2 separate regions of the Homo sapiens genome follow, and region 2 is linked to region 1. The links are chromatin loops, found by intact Hi-C in ENCODE. Cell type or tissue: B cell. All regions are shown on one strand.

Evidence for each region. Peaks named below come from ENCODE experiments on the same cell type or tissue, not always from the same donor. Only the 100,000 strongest peaks of a DNase experiment are listed, where the experiment ranks them.
Region 2: a loop joins it to region 1, with 3 times the contacts of the local background. A loop is called at or near these places in 3 of 110 quality-filtered maps.

What each region holds. Positions count from the first base shown.
Region 1 is chr3:108,058,263-108,066,262 of GRCh38, reverse strand. It overlaps CD47 (CD47 molecule), which reads left to right. Exons shown (of 11, transcript NM_001777.4): 4 at 5,411-5,518; 5 at 6,719-6,811; 6 at 7,834-7,926. Among named protein-coding and RNA genes, the nearest start is that of CD47, 29 kb to the left of the region's middle. In B cell, no CTCF peak of the experiment used is centred here; a DNase peak (open chromatin) is centred at 3,972; H3K27ac peaks cover 4,546 bases.
Region 2 is chr3:108,318,063-108,326,062 of GRCh38, reverse strand. The region is part of intron 2 of HHLA2 (HHLA2 member of B7 family); the gene reads right to left. It also overlaps the pseudogene HNRNPA1P17. Among named protein-coding and RNA genes, the nearest start is that of HHLA2, 26 kb to the right of the region's middle. In B cell, a CTCF peak has its summit at 3,501; a DNase peak (open chromatin) is centred at 3,522.

The sequences.
Region 1 (8,000 bases):
TTTTTTTTTTTCAACTTTCCCCTCCCTGCTCAAAATTACTCCACAGAGATTTTGGTTACGGCTCAGATGTCTTTGAGTAGATGTTCCTGTAGAAATCATTGTTAGAAAATTCAAGGAAAAAAGTTCTCATTACACTACCTTGAGATCCTACCAAGTCCTTGAGTTTTGACTTGAGGACAGCTTAATAATGAAAGTAATTCAGCCATGAAAGCATATTTAAAATAAGTAATGGAACAGGAAATTTCTTCATAGATTAGAAAAATTATTCTGAAAAAGTGAAGACATAGCCTATCTTGGACTAGGAAATTTCCATCCAAGAAAGTAAAATATACAATAAATATTATCACAAAGAATCATTCTGTGACCTGGTTGATGGCCCCTGGTAATAAGACTTTGTTATTAAGTTTACTGTGAATTCTTTTTTTTTTTTTTTTTTTTTTTTTTTTTTTTTGAGACGGAGTCTCGCTCTGTTGCCCAGGCTGGAGTGCAGTGGCGTGATCTCGGCTCACTGCAACCTCCGCCTCCCAGGTTCAAGCGATTCTTCTGTCTCAGCCTCCCGAGTAGCTACAGGCTACTGGCGTGCACCACCATGCCTGGGTAATTTTTGTATTTTTAGTAGTGATGGGGTTTCACCATATTGGCCAGGCTGGTCTCGAACTCCTGACCTCGTGATCCGTCTGTCTCGGCCTCCCAAAGTGCTGAGATTACAGGCATTAGCCACCATGCATGGCCCCTTACAGTGAATTCTGTTCAATAATCTTGAACTCCCAGTGCTTTCCCTTGGTCCTGTCCATATAATGATCACATTCTGTTATTAAATAATGTGCTTATGTGCTGATTTTATTGTAGGAGGAATTGAACAAATCTATAGCTCAGCATTTTACTCTTTTGTAGAAATCCCTTGACCCTTTCCAAATCCAGACATCACAACCTTCTCCATATACTCAAAAATTGTGAAATCCACAAGGCAGGGAAAGTTGATAATGAAAAAAAGGAAGTTTGGTCTGTTGGACATCCTCTTCTTTCATCTTTTATGTTCAAAGTACTTGATGCACAAAGCCTGGACTCTTTTATCTCTGTCCTATAGACTGATGTCTAGTCAGTATTCATTGTGACAAAATTGTTTCATTAGAGCAAGTTGGATAGTGTATGGAGATTATTATAAAATGATTTAACTTGTCTTCTGTCAAGTAATTTTATAATTGGTATTAATGTTCATTTTTTTCCAGTACCAGTTTCAGAAGCTTTCATTTGTGTATGCATGTGTGTGTTAAATAAGTGTATTAGATACTTGAAAAATAGTAATTTAAATTTAAACAATTTAAAAAATGAAATTGTAATTTTATGTGTAAAGGTGTCTGATGTGCTTTATTCTGCACTGAAAACAATATTCATTTACAGCTCAACAGACACCAAATATATTCTAAAATTACTTTCCTAGAGTTATCAGAAAACAGCACTGTAATAATGAAATCAAACCCATCTTTCTTTATGATTTATTCTTAGTCTGATACGCATCAGCCTGGTAAGCCTTCCTGTCTCTCTGCTTACTTACCAATCACTCCAAATGTCATGTCTTTGGGCAGGCATTAAATTCTTGGGTTTTGGGTTTTGTTGGATGGACTGCAGTCTGTGTGAGCCTATATGGGTGTGTCAAATCCAGTCTTTGGGGTGTCATGGAAACTTAGCATGATAGACTTGATTTTATCCCCAAGTTGACTTGGTAATTTCATTAGATTTCATCAGTCACAACCTGCATTTTATCTTGTATGTGCTGTCTATTGGTCACAAAATCAGAAAACCTTCTTGTCCATTCATAACATTAGCTGTTTTTTCAGGTGGCTAGAGGGACATGTCATTGCTTCATCTGCATGAATTTGAAAGATTAAATGCATAAAGGAATTTTCTTAGAGTAGAGTAGGCCTTCACCATCTCTTTAACTGGGAAAGAAGTTTTGGGAGTAACATACTCATCACTCACACCCCCCTCCCCTCAAACACACACACTCACCCATTAGAATGTAAGGGCCTTGAGGCAGGCCTTGTGTTTGCTTTTCGTGTTCACTGTCAGCATTTAGAATAGTGATAGTCATATAGATGGATAGTGCTCAATCAATTATTGTCAAATAAAGTAATCTACTTGTTCCTTGATTTAGACTAGCAAAAGGGGCTGGTACATTGTAGGTACACAGTAAATATTTGTAGAACAGATGAATGAACCAACCCAACAGATTTCTTAGAAGTAGCCTGCTTTTGGTTACTAATTATTTTATAGAACATATAAAAGAAAATTTTAGAATACCTAATTTGTTCACAAAAATGTTATATTGTCTCCCCTGATACTTGGTATTCCTGTGTCAGGCTGAGCACTAAGGTTATACATTTTTTGTTAAGCATGTAATTACTGTTATTTCTCATGTACTTTATTTTGTGTATTGATTTCAGTAGTTGTAGCTGAGGGTAATCCTTAAGAGCATGCAGATTTTAAAAATTACATAGATTGCCTTGCCAAGCCGTCTGAAAGTCATACTAGAAAATTTGATAAGAGCCTGCTGTTAACAACACATTGAGTTATTTTTATCTTAATGCTAAGTGGAGAATTACTTGAATTTATTTTTTTTGCTGCATTTAATGTTTTGATACATTCAATAAATAAGGATAAATCCACTTACTGAAGGACAAGAAAAGATCAATAAGAGATCCTTGAGGTTATTGGGTTCTATGGCATCTATTATATCAAATTCCTTGCCCTTTCACTATACTGAGAAATTTGACGACTGGGCTAGCAACAAGATACCTACCCCACATTAGCTGTGGTACCTGCTGAAATGTGACCATGTGAGCAAAGAAAATGAGCCAAAAGAAACTCTTTCTGAAGATTCACTGAAGAAAACCTGGAGATACTCTTTCATTAGTAGACCCCACAGAGACAGGTGGAGTGTCCGTTATCCAGAATGCCTGGGACCAGAAGTGTTTTGGATTTCAGATTTTTTCACACTTGGGATCCTCAACATGTGTATTTGTTGGAAATGGCTACTTAATTTAAGGAAAAGTTTAAGGTGGCCTGGAAAATAAGTAGTAGTTGAACTAATCAACAGGAACCAAAACTACTTTCAATATATAGTGTACTTATACTCAAAGAGAGACGGACCATTTTATGGTGGAACCCTGTCTATGGTAGTATTTTGTGATGTTTTATTTTTGTTGCTATTGTTTGCACTGTTTTCTCCTATAACAGCTCTTCTAAGCCTTAAGAGGATAAATTTTATATGAGATTCAAACTCTTATTTTTGTTAAGAAGGATGTAAGTCACCAGGCATGGTGGCTCACACCTGTAATCCCAGCACTTTGGGAGGCCGTGGCAGGTGGATCATGAGGTAAGGAGCTCGAGATCAGCCTGGCCAACAATGTGAAACCCCGTCTCTACTAAAAAAAAAAAAAAAAGAATTCAAAAATTAGCCAGGCCTGGTGGCGCATGCCTGTAGTCCCAGCTACTCGGGAGGCTGAGGCAGGAGAATCATTGAACCTGGGAGGCAGAGTTTGCAGTGAGCCGAGATTGTGCCACTGCACTCCAGCCTGGGTAACGGAGTGAGAGACTCTGTCTCCAAAAAAAAAAAAAAAGAAAAGAAAAAGAAAAATATAGAAGAAGAACATAAGTCAACCTTTTTCCATGAAATTATACTGTACTCTAAGGCAAATTCTTGTTGCTTGATCTTAGTAGCTTTTTTATGCATTGACTTAAACCTGGAAGAGTTTCTTATGAATGTTTGATTGACTGTGAGGTGCATTTGAAACAGCTTCTACTTTATAACCCTTTGCAGAACTTTCAAGCTCTATTTAGATAACAATATATATGGGATTAAAATGGAAAATGTGACATATGTCTAGAGAAAGTTCCTTTTTCTGTGTATGTGCCTTTTGTGACTTATACACTCAGTTTCATTCTAGCCAGCATTTGAGCCTAGAAAATAGGGAAGTTATGAAAACTCTGTGCCTTATAAGAAGGCAAGGCTATGACTGAGTATTAGACACATAAGTCCAGGGCTGGGCGGAAGTAATGAATCAAATAAAAACTTGGGGAACTTGCCATAGGATGTTTTCTGATTAATATGGGTTTCTCTTCTCTGATTAATGTGGATTTCAGTTACTCAACTGTGTAACTGAAATCCACATTAATAAATTGGTTATTTATTGCTTAGGACTTATCTCCCCATAAAGAGACTAAAATTGAGGTTATAAATTATGGGTAGATAGAAATTCCAGAAATATTTAGGTACCTGTCATATACCTTAAACATAGATTTTTATCACAATCATTTAGGGGCTTATTTATTGCTTTTACTTTATTTAATGTTTGTCACTGTAGAAGAAAAAAAACTAAATGCTAAATATAACATTTAAAATATTTTCCCCTTCATGACAGCCACCAATTGATTACTGTCATGGAGACTATCTCTATGTGGATGACACACAGCAGCATTTCAATCACACGCTGTTTCTTTCCGCTACTCAGTTTGCTTTTAGGTTGCCTTAAACAACTTCCTTGGTGAAAAAATCAACTTCAATATTAACCAAAATTTAAAAGATTCATATATAGTAAAAGAACTAATATTCGCAGATTGACCCATTCCATTCTTTCAGAGAAGGTATGAGATACTTGACAGTGGAGCTAGCAGCAGAAACAATAACATGTATGATGAATCCCATTGAGTCTTTGCAGTTTATTTTTATTAAAATATTTTAATTGAACAATTTAAGCTTTTTTTCTTCATCAGGATTTCACAAGGGTGTAATCTGCCCAGTTTTATTCTGTCATTTTTTTCAAAACAAAATAACTAGATTTCCAGATTGTTTACTAATTTTTTATAAGGTAGGACAAAATTCTCTTTTTCTCAATATTGTTAATTAACCCATTATTTCCCATTAGTATTATGTACATCAGTGTTGTGTTGTCACTTGGAGTGGTTTTGCTCATCGGGGGCATTGACAATGTCTGAAAACAGTTTGATTAACATAACTGGCATCTAGTTACTAGCATCTAGTATGTAGAGGCCAGGGATGCTCCTCAACATTCTATATTATGCAGAGCAGTGTCCCCCCTCCCCCCAAAAACTTATCTAGCTCAATTTATTAGTAATACATCAACCGAGAAAGACTGATGTATAGAACCTCATTTGTTAGTGTAGGAAAATAAGGTGTCACCTATAAATTCACCATCCATATTTATACTGCCGTGACGTTATCCATTTGCTTATGAAAGAGATGTGAGGTGACTTGATGATATTAAGGAGTTGTTCCTCATAAGTTATTACATTATAGTACTTCTGTCAGTTTGTCTCTGTACCTTACAAGTTATTAAAATGGCTTCACTTGTGATTGAGTTCATATAATTCTTTGTTTTTCTTTTTTAAGCACTTAAATATAGATCCGGTGGTATGGATGAGAAAACAATTGCTTTACTTGTTGCTGGACTAGTGATCACTGTCATTGTCATTGTTGGAGCCATTCTTTTCGTCCCAGGTAAGATGTGCAGTTCCTAGGCAGGAACGCAGGAGGTAGATGAGTGCATTCCAAGGTGAGGAGGGCTGCATTAGTTTCCTAGGGCTGTTGGAACAGATGACCACAAACTGGGTGGCTTAAACAATAGCAATTCCCTTTCCATGCTGGAGGCCATAAGTCTGAAATCAGGACGTCATCAGGGCCACACTCCCTCTCAAGGCTGTATGGAAGAATCCATTTCTTGGCTCTTCTAGCTTCTGGAATTTGCTGAAGAATGACAGTGTTTATCATTCCTTAGTTTGCGGCAGCATAACTCCACCCTCTGCCTCTCTGGTCACATTGCCTCCTCCTTCCTCTATGTCTTTGCCTCTGTGTTTTTGTTAAATCTCCCTCAGCCTCTCTCTTATGAGCACATTTGTCATTGGAATTAGAGCCCACTCATATAATCCAGGGTAAGCTCCTCCTTTCAGATCCTTAACTTCATCATATCTTTTGCCATATAATGCAGTATTCACTCTTTTGCTGTATTAGGTAATATTCACAGGTTTTAGGGATTAGGAGGTAGAAATAATTTTAGGGCCATCATTCAACTCACTACAGAGGCAAACTTCATTGGCCAAGACATGAAAGTAGAATGAATGTGGGAACCAAGTCTGGAAATTGGCAGTTGCATTTGGAGGATGGGAATGTGAGTGGGAAATGAGGATATGTAGCACATGTAAAGAAAAGCAAAGGAAGGCTGGGACTCAACCTAATAACTATAGCACACCATCGTTTGTGGAGAAGAATGCAGTGCAGGTGTAATATTTAGGAACATGGGCTTGGCAGCTCTATTGGTATCTGAAGTTAGTGAAGACAGCAGGAAGAAGGAGGTGAATTCAGAAGACAACTTGAAGGAACAATTGATTTGACTTTGGGGCATACTGAATACAGCAGATGAAGGGAACAGTAAAAGATGAATACACAGTTTCTCACTGGAATTCTGTAAACTAGTTAAGAAGGAGGCAGAGCCAATTCAAGGTTTCAGCATGTTGAAACTTAAATGTTGAGATTTAGATGTCTTAAGTTTGGTCTTAATCAAAAAATAGTCACTAATTTTGTGTGAGGTTTTCAGGGAAACGTATATTTTTAAAATTTTCACAGTTGTCAAGCACAGAATTTAGATTAGTACATTTAAAAAGTATGTAGGAAAATATTTTAAATGTTTTTATTTATTGACAGGTGAATATTCATTAAAGAATGCTACTGGCCTTGGTTTAATTGTGACTTCTACAGGGATATTAATATTACTTCACTACTATGTGTTTAGTACAGGTGAGTTTTCATTGTTACAGTATGATTTTGTCTACCTTTTTCATTTACAAAACAGCAGTTTTGGTGAAAATGCTCATATAAATTTTTTACAACTCAATAAGAGTAGGTTTATTAAAAGATTTTTCATGCTATTCTTAGTGACATTTTCCCATTCATATTAATTTTAAGGTTATTCTAGGTTAGCTGTTTTGTAAAAAGTGACTTTCATATGTATTTGATGCCAATCAGCATAATTTTAAATTATGCCATATAACTTCTTAATGATTATTTTCATATTCTAATTTCAGTTTTTTGAAGTTATAAGTGGATGTTAAACGCAGTCTTTCTCTTCTTTTGCTAAGCTTCTGCTTCTGCATTAAGAAGACTGGTTCTATAAAATGGAATTATGAATCACAAATAGTAGAAACATATTTGTTTTAATTATTAGCAAACCTTAATACTGTAGTTTTAAGAGATGGTATGGAAATCCAAACTATAATCAGTATCATTTTCACTGCATTTTGAAAGTAGATCACTACCATATTTAGTTATTACTATTAAAGAGTCACATTTAACACTTGGTCTTAGAGCCTATCTCTGGCTCGTTGTACATTGGAAAGGTATTAGTTTGTTATAAAATGACATCTAGAGATAGAGAGCATGATGTTTACAGTCAGGTATTTGCATAATGGTTCCCTCAGCAAGAGCAATTCCATGTGCATGTGGAGAAGACATTCATAATAGCCATTCATATTGTAAAATGCACAAGTGTGGTAAAAGCAGCATTGTTCTAAGATTTAGGGTAAAAACTTCCAGTCCAGCTTAGCTGACTGTGAAAATTAAAGGCTGCCGAATGTGTGAATTTGGAGCTGACTACTTGTGTGGAAGGGTTAGATCACTGAGTTAACATCTACCGTCAAACAATGAACTCCAGAGTCAGTCTTTGGTCTTAGGAGATCCCTGATTATACCAAATGCAAGTGGAAGTTATTGCTTTTTAAATACTCTTGACATGCTTCTGTTACATCCTTTTCCTTCCTCCAGCGATTGGATTAACCTCCTTCGTCATTGCCATATTGGTTATTCAGGTGATAGCCTATATCCTCGCTGTGGTTGGACTGAGTCTCTGTATTGCGGGTAAGAGTCATCTTTCTGTAGACCTAATTTGGGTTACTTTTGGACAGAGCTCTTCTTCCTTTTTCTTTTTCTTT
Region 2 (8,000 bases), 260 kb before region 1:
TAAAGTGACTGAAATCATGACTGACTGAGGCAGTGGCAAGAAGAGGGGCTTTGCTTTCATAACTTTTGATGACCATGACTCCCTGGATAATACTGTCATTCAGAAATACCATCCTGTGAATGGCCACAATCATGAAATAAGGAAAGCCTTATTGAAGCAAGAGATGGCTAGTGCTTCATCCAGCCAAAGAGGTCAAAGTAGTTCTAGAGATGTGAGTGGTGGTCGTGGAGGTAGTTTTGGTAGGAATGACAACTTTGGTAGTAGAGGAAACTTCAATGGTTGTGGTGGCTTTGGTGGCAGCCGTGGTGATCGTAGATATGGTGGCTGCGGGCACGGCTATAATGGATTTGGTAGATAGAAACAATTTTGAAGGTAGAGAAAGCTATAACGATTTTTGGCAATTACAATAATCAATCTTCAAATTTTGGGCCTACGAAGGGAGGGAACTTTGGAGGCAGAAACTCTAGTTCCTATGGTGGGGGAGGCCAATACTTTGCCAAACTACAAAACCAAGATGGCTATGATGGTTCCAGTAGCAATAGTAGCAGAAGGTTTTAATTACTGCCAGGAAGCAAAGCTTAACAGGAGAGGAGAGCCAGAGAAGTGACAGGGGAGGTACAGGTTACAACAGATTTGTGAATTCAGCCAAGCACAGTGGTGGCAAGGCCTACCTGCTACAAAGATGACACATTTAAGACAATACTCATATGCATGGGCAAAAAACTGAAGAACTATATTTGTGACTAATTGCATTAGAGGTTATTTTAGTTTCTGTTTGTGGAACGTTTAAAGCATTCCATCAAAGGGTTTTAACATAGTTTTTTTTTGTTTTTTGCACCCATGCTGTTTATTTCTAAATGTAATAGTCTGGTCATGACACTGAATAAATGTCTTTCTAAAAAATAAATGAGACTAATGACAATAATAAGATTTTAAATATATAAATTTTAAACATAAATAAAACACACTGACATTCATATTTTAAATACAGATTAAAGACAGAATTAAAGTACCTAATAATGGCTTAAGACTTTAGAAGGGGCTAAAAAAAAGTGAGATGTCTGAAAGGAATATAGAATCTTTTCATTGCCCATGAAAAGTATAAAATACCAATTAATGTAAGGTTTTAAGAACCAATGAAGTATATCATAATTTGGTGGTTCACAAGTAAAAGAACTATAGAATGCATAACTTCTAAAGAGGTAGGGGGAGAAACAGAATTACAAATTTGCAGCAAGGCCCAGAAAGAAGGAAAAATTTAGAGCATATAAAAGCCCTAGAATAGATGAGATGAATAGAAAGCACGGAGTAAGTCAGACACAAAATAACTCCTACTGTATGATTTGAATTACCTGACATTCTGAAAACAGGCAAAACTTAACTGTACTGTTTAAGGATGTACACCTAGGTATAACACTAAAGAAAAGCAAGGACAGGATTACCATAGAAGCTAGAAGCTAGAAAGTATTTTCCTTTGACAGAGACAGAGAAGGTAGTGACTTGGAGGGGACATGAAGGAGCCTTGTGAAAGCCTAGGAGTGCTTGATTGCCTGGCAAACCAGGTGGTTATCTTGTGGGCTTTTGTTTTGTGTTGATTCATTTAGCTATGTTTTGTGCACTTCTCTGTATTTATTCTATTTTCACAAAAATATTAAAAGTATAAGGAAGATCTAAATGTGCTGATACAGTCAAATCTTCAGAAATGTACAGTTAATAAAATAAGGCATGGAACAGCAAAAATGCTCTTGTTATATGAAAAAAGCTTACATATTCATATATATGCTTGTATTCACATAAATAATTTCTCAAAACGTATGTAATAATAAATTTAATGTAGTCCACTGCCTCTGAGAGGGGAGACTAGGACTCTGGTATTTATGAGAAGGGGCTAATTTTTATCTGTATGCTTTTACTGTGAAAATAACCTTTGAATTACATTTAATAATAAATAGATTCACCAACCTGTGAATTAACTATTAAGACAAAGTAGGGTTACCATTTGATGAAATCATTGTTTTCTAACAAAGGAGTGCATTTTGAAATCTTAAGTCTGGCATTTTTAACCAAAAATTGTAAATCACTGCTAAATTTGTTCAAAAGATGGGTTGAATTTTCACAAGCAATAAGAAAAGAAAAGTGGCTTTTATTTTAAATGGATACCCATGAAGTGATTATCTTTCAATTTCCCTTACATAAGTGGAGTGGAGATAGGTATAGATAATTCATTTTCATTTCAGTTCCCTTCTAGAACATTGTGATGTTTTCCATCTGCATTACAATAGAGCACTACTAAAAAATGGAAGCAAATTTAGGGTAAACCAAATGGCTAAATGTGAGAATCTGCCACAAATCATGAAATTGTCCTTTAGGCTTTTAGTTATATGAACAAGTAGTTTAGACCAGAATCCAATAATATGAATAATCTCAGTTGTCAAAGCAATTAGAACATAGTACGGATTTCAGGGAAATCCATTTACTAAATAAATGAGAAAAGCACCCATTGTTGACAAGGTGTGAAGAGATGAGCCCACTCAGGATTTCTGGGTAAAGACAGCAGCTTAAATACATGTTTATAATTTTGTTTCTTATCTCCTTAACTCAATAAAAATTTAGGGAAGGGATTTTTCTTTTCAAATTTTTTAAATTTTTATGGGTACACAGTAGGTATATATATTTATGGGGTACATGAGAAGTTTTGATACAGGCATGCATGTGAAATAAGCACATCATGGAGAATAGGGGTATCCATCCCCTCAAGCAATTATCCTTTGAGTTAAAAACAATCCAATTATACTCTTTCAGTTACTTAAAATTGTACAATTAAGTTATTGACTATAGCCGCCCTGTTGTGTTACCAAATAGTAGGTCTTATTCATTCTTTCTATTCCATTAACCATCCCCACCTCACTGCCCCCCAACCACAGACCCCCCCACTATGGGAAGGATTGTTTTTGTTTTTTAAGAAATGGATAAAGCAGAAAAAGAGGTGAGGTCAAAACAAACAAACAAACAAACAAAAAAGTCAGCAAAAATTTGGAAACTAGAGAAAAATGGGCAAGTAGTAACTGACTTAGTAAACCCAAGAAAATGAATCTGTAGTTAATGGGAAAATGTGAAAGTCCACCAACTTGTACCATATAGTACTCAAAAGACATAGGAACTGCTTTGGAACTGGTAATGGAAAAAAAAGAAAAAGACTAAGATAAGAAAACCTCATAGGAAAGCTATTTCTTACAGCCATCCAATGCAGGTGGGATGAACCCCTCCCAATTAATAGGTGAGACGTCCTGACTGATGACGCCATGTACACACCAAGAGGTGAGAACACATTGTATTACATCATGGAACTTTCTAAACATAGTGGGACAACACCCAGGCTAGTCTGGAATGAGCTTGAGAACGTTTCGAAAGCAAGAATGAGAATAAGTAGACTTGGTTTTTATCATAGATAGGCGGTTGGATGAGGGAAAATCCACTCCCCCACATAGGTTGAACTTTCTGCTGTGTCCAGGGGGCAGCACCAGCTTTCTTACCAACTTGCTCAAATATGAGGCAGAAGAGGAAAGAGGAGGTGGGCATGAAAGCTCTCAGCAGTCAAAGATAAAAATGGAGTCAGACTCTTAAACGATTTAAGAAGTTAAACCCCCTAGATTCTCTCCTGCACTCCACTTTACTGAACAATTGCCCCTTTCTTTGGAGAAATCCATGGAGAAACAAAGCATAATAATGTCTGAATTGATGGTCCAGGCACAGATTAGAGTTAAGGTAGAGGTTAAGACTAATTTATCAAACAGATATCTAATGCTGAACACAGAGACCCAGCCTGTATCACCCTCCAGTGACTTCCGCCTGAGAGGCATGGCCCACAGTCCGAGCTCTTAGAGCCTCCAATAAGCTTCCCTCATTCTTAATGTTAAGCAGACATTGAGGGATTACCAGATACCCTGAGGAAAGCTGTCACAGAAGACAGAAATAAATGAAACCAACCTCCCTTACAAAAAGACATCCTGGAGTAAATAAAAATATGCAAGCAAGCGAGGGTGAAAATCAACAAAAACAAATGAAATAAAACTATAACTAACATCTTCAGAGAGATAAGAAAAAGTTACATTCATAAAAAAGGAACAGAATGGCATAAGAAATTAACAGAAAAGACATCTTGGAATTGAGAACATAAGAGCAGAAGTCATTAACAGGGTTAGAAAATAAAGTAGAGACTGTCTCCTAGACAGTAAATAGACACAGAGGCAGAAAATAAGCAAAAAAGATTTTTAAAATCAGGTGACAACTCTAAAAAATCTAGAGAAAAAGAGAAAACAGGAAACAGGGTAGAAAACAAAAGTATTTAAGAAAATTTTCCAGAATAATAAATGAATTGCTATTACTGAAAAAAAGCTTACTGAATAAAAGTGGTGGATGAAAGCATTCACACAAAGATACTCCATTTTGAAATTTCAGAAAACTAGGGAAAAAGAAGAGTCCATCAACTTCCAGGAGAAAAAAGCTAATAGAAAGGGCCAGGAATCATAGTGGCTTCAGACTTTGCAACAGCATGACTTGCCAGCAAAAAGAAAACGCAACCACATCCAGAATTCTAAAGAAAAATTACTTGTAACTTGCAAGTATGGTCAAACTCCCAAACGGGAGGGCAGAATGACATTTTCAGACATGCACTATCTCAAAAACAAAATAAATGTATTACCCATCCTCTCTTTTCAAGAAGCTATGGGAAAATGTGCTCCACCAAAATAAGAGTATAAACCAATAAAGACGACAACGTGATACAGAAAATTAGTTCAAAATAGAAGAGGAGTCAAGGGATTCCTAGGAGGATGGTGAACAGACATTCCAAAATGCTAGCTGGAATCTGGACCAGACTGGAGAGGAGTGAGTCTAAATGGACATGCCTCTGCCTGTTAGAACCATGATCCCCACTGCTTTGGCACAGTCTTTTTTTTTTTTTTTTTTTTTAAACACCTGGAGAAATGTTCTGGTGAGACTGGCCCGGATACGAATCTAGTGATCTTGACAATTTGCTAATAAATTCCTTATTCTTTCTTCCAGGTCCTGCTGCCTAAATCAACTGTGGACATTTATTCATTCTGCCAAAGTGTTCTGTTATCACTGACTTCTGCGAGCTGGAACAAGCTTAGCAGCAAGAAACCCAGGGTAATTCATGCCACTCCCACTGATCACGTGGTTAGTACCTGCTTTGCATTACAGTCCTTGCAAATGTATGGACTGTGGTGAGCTTCATGGTCTCTCCCTCTGAATATACCAGAAAGCCCCCTTATAAAGTCCCAGGATGCAGAAGACTGCAAGTTCATCTTGTCCTAGACAACTTTACCTAACAGCGGTGACCATACCCTCCTCACACAACTAGCTTTGTATTTGCCGCCCACATTTAAAAAATCTATATAATATTTAGGACTACAAATAGTTATATATACACACACACTCTATCATTTAACTATGAAAACTATGAAGAAAACCAAGGGAATGCATAACCCTAAATTCTAGATGATTTACCTGTGAAGAGGGGAGGCATGAAGAAGTATGATGAGAATCAGCAAATGCAGGAGGATTCTATTAGGTTGGTGCAAAAGTAATCGTGGTCTTTGCCATTAAAAGTCATGACAAAAACCGCAATTGCTTTTGCACCAACTTAATAAATTCTATTTCATAACCTTGGTGGAGGATTCAAGGGTTAGGTTTTTTTCTGTTGTTCTTTGGACTGTACATTTTACACATAATTTCACATGCAGAAAATAAAAGGAAAAGAAATAAGCCTACTCATATAGAAATGGTTCAAGTGTAAATTGGAACAAACTTCCTGGCTGACTTCTTGGCAACAAATATCAAAAACCTTAAAATTGGCCATGCTTTTTAAGCCAATAATTCTTCTAGGAAATAGTCTATGAAAAGTTGGACACTGCAAAGTATACAGATTTGCTAAATCAGAAACAGTGAAAACTTAGGAGCCCAAAATAACCTATCTTGCAGAATTTATTAAAATAAGTGGGATATTCATGCAATTGACCATTATGCAGTCATGACATGCTGTTGTTTACTGTCATGGGTAAAGTCGACATTATACTGAAATTTATTTCAAATATGCATAGGCTATGTGATATGTACATGCATGCACGGGGCGAATCTGCTCCACAGGGATGGTTAGTTGATATCTGAAGAATCCTATTCAGAGCAAGCACTCCACAAATCTGTGCTTTAGAAGCAGCTACTGCAAGTGCTTCAATGAGAACTAACTCCATCAGTATCGGGTTTGCTAACTAGCAAAAGAGATACTCAAAATATTTTATTGTTGGAAAAATGTACAAGCACATCTGCTCTTGCATTAATAGGAGTATGATAGAAACCGCAAGAGCAGTTAGCACTAGAATATTTTAGTGTCTGCCTCTAGTAAACTTGTCATGAAAGGAACTTCAAGTACCTAAAAGAAACGAGCTTGGCACATCACCAAGTTTTGCAAGAACAGGTTTTGTGACTCTTTATGGTCACTTGGTAAATGTGTGTGTGTGTATTATTTTGGGTTCTTCAGAGAAGCAGATGCCAAGACAGAATTATTGCAGAAGATTTATTGGTAGAATATTCAAGAAGGACAAGGAGAAGGAGCTGAAGAAGGCAAGAAGAAGCTTAAGATCATAATAAAGTTCTAACACTTGAAAAGAGTCGAGGAAGGAAGGAAGATCAAGTGGGAAGAGTCTCAGATTAGAGTGGGGTTCCAAGAAAGCTTCAGCCTGACCAATGGAGAAGTTGTATGCCAAAGTCATATGACTCTATTTTCCTTCTTTAAGTCAAGTACATGATGTGGTGTGAGAAAAAAAAAAAAGTATTTTACTAGCTATCACTATGGTTTCTTTTAGGGTCTTTGCCTCTTTCCCACCCAGGCCCTCATATTCTGAACTATCTCATCAAGGCATGTTCCTAAGGTACCATAAATAAGAAATAAACAGGAATTTCGGATGTGGGAAGGAGAGAAGAGAGAAGGAACAGAGAAAGAGCATAGGAACAAGGTAGTCAGTGGCCAAAGAACTTAGAGCTACCTTGTGAGTGATATTGTATGTGTTTGGGGAGAATGGAGCTATTTGCGAAGTGGAGAAAAGGAAATAGCTACAAAATGAAAGAAATGAGATGTCATAACCAATGTTGACAAAGAGACAAAGATAAATATGAATCTCTGGGGAATTCCAGGAATCTTGGAGAATGCACTTCCATATGGTGTAGGATGGAAGTAAAGCTGATCTAAAGTAGGTTGTAAGAAGCAGGATCAACACAACTTATAGCTTAAAGACAGACACAGGCAAAATATATGTGGGTAGGAAAATATTTGACAGCATGAGTAAAATGTTAGTATTGTTTCTTTACATGATAGAGTTGTGATTTTTTTTTCTTCTCCATTTTCTAATTTTTCCTCAATGAACATGAATTAGTATAATACGAAGAAAAAGATGTTGGGGGAAAAGGAAAATAATTTGGGTGATTTTTTATTTCCAGGAATTAGACTGAGCATTAGCTAAGTGCAGGCATTGTTTTCAGCATAGTTTCCAATATAACTGGTGAATTATAAGAGAACTCCATAGAGAAGGTCAGTTTACCCTGTAACCCATGGATGGATGCACTTTGCAGCTAATGCATCCTGGTAGACATATTTAGGAGACCATGTTTGTCAAAGTGGAATTTTTAGTTAGGATTTTATCCATGGCCATTGATGATGACTGGCTATACCCTCCATGAAAAGTTATTGTCTAGAACCATTCTATTCTGCTTTATAGTGAGGTCTGAAGAAAAATATTGCTCCATAAGGACCAAATTCAAAATTGGCTACAGTCAAAGCTAATATTGAATTTTTTTTTTTTTTTTTGAGATGGAGTCTCACTCTGTCACCCAGGCTGGAGTGCAGTGGCATGATCTCAGCTCACTGCAACCTCAGCCTCCTTGGTTCAAGTGATTCTCCTGCCTCAGCCTCCTGAGTAGCTGGG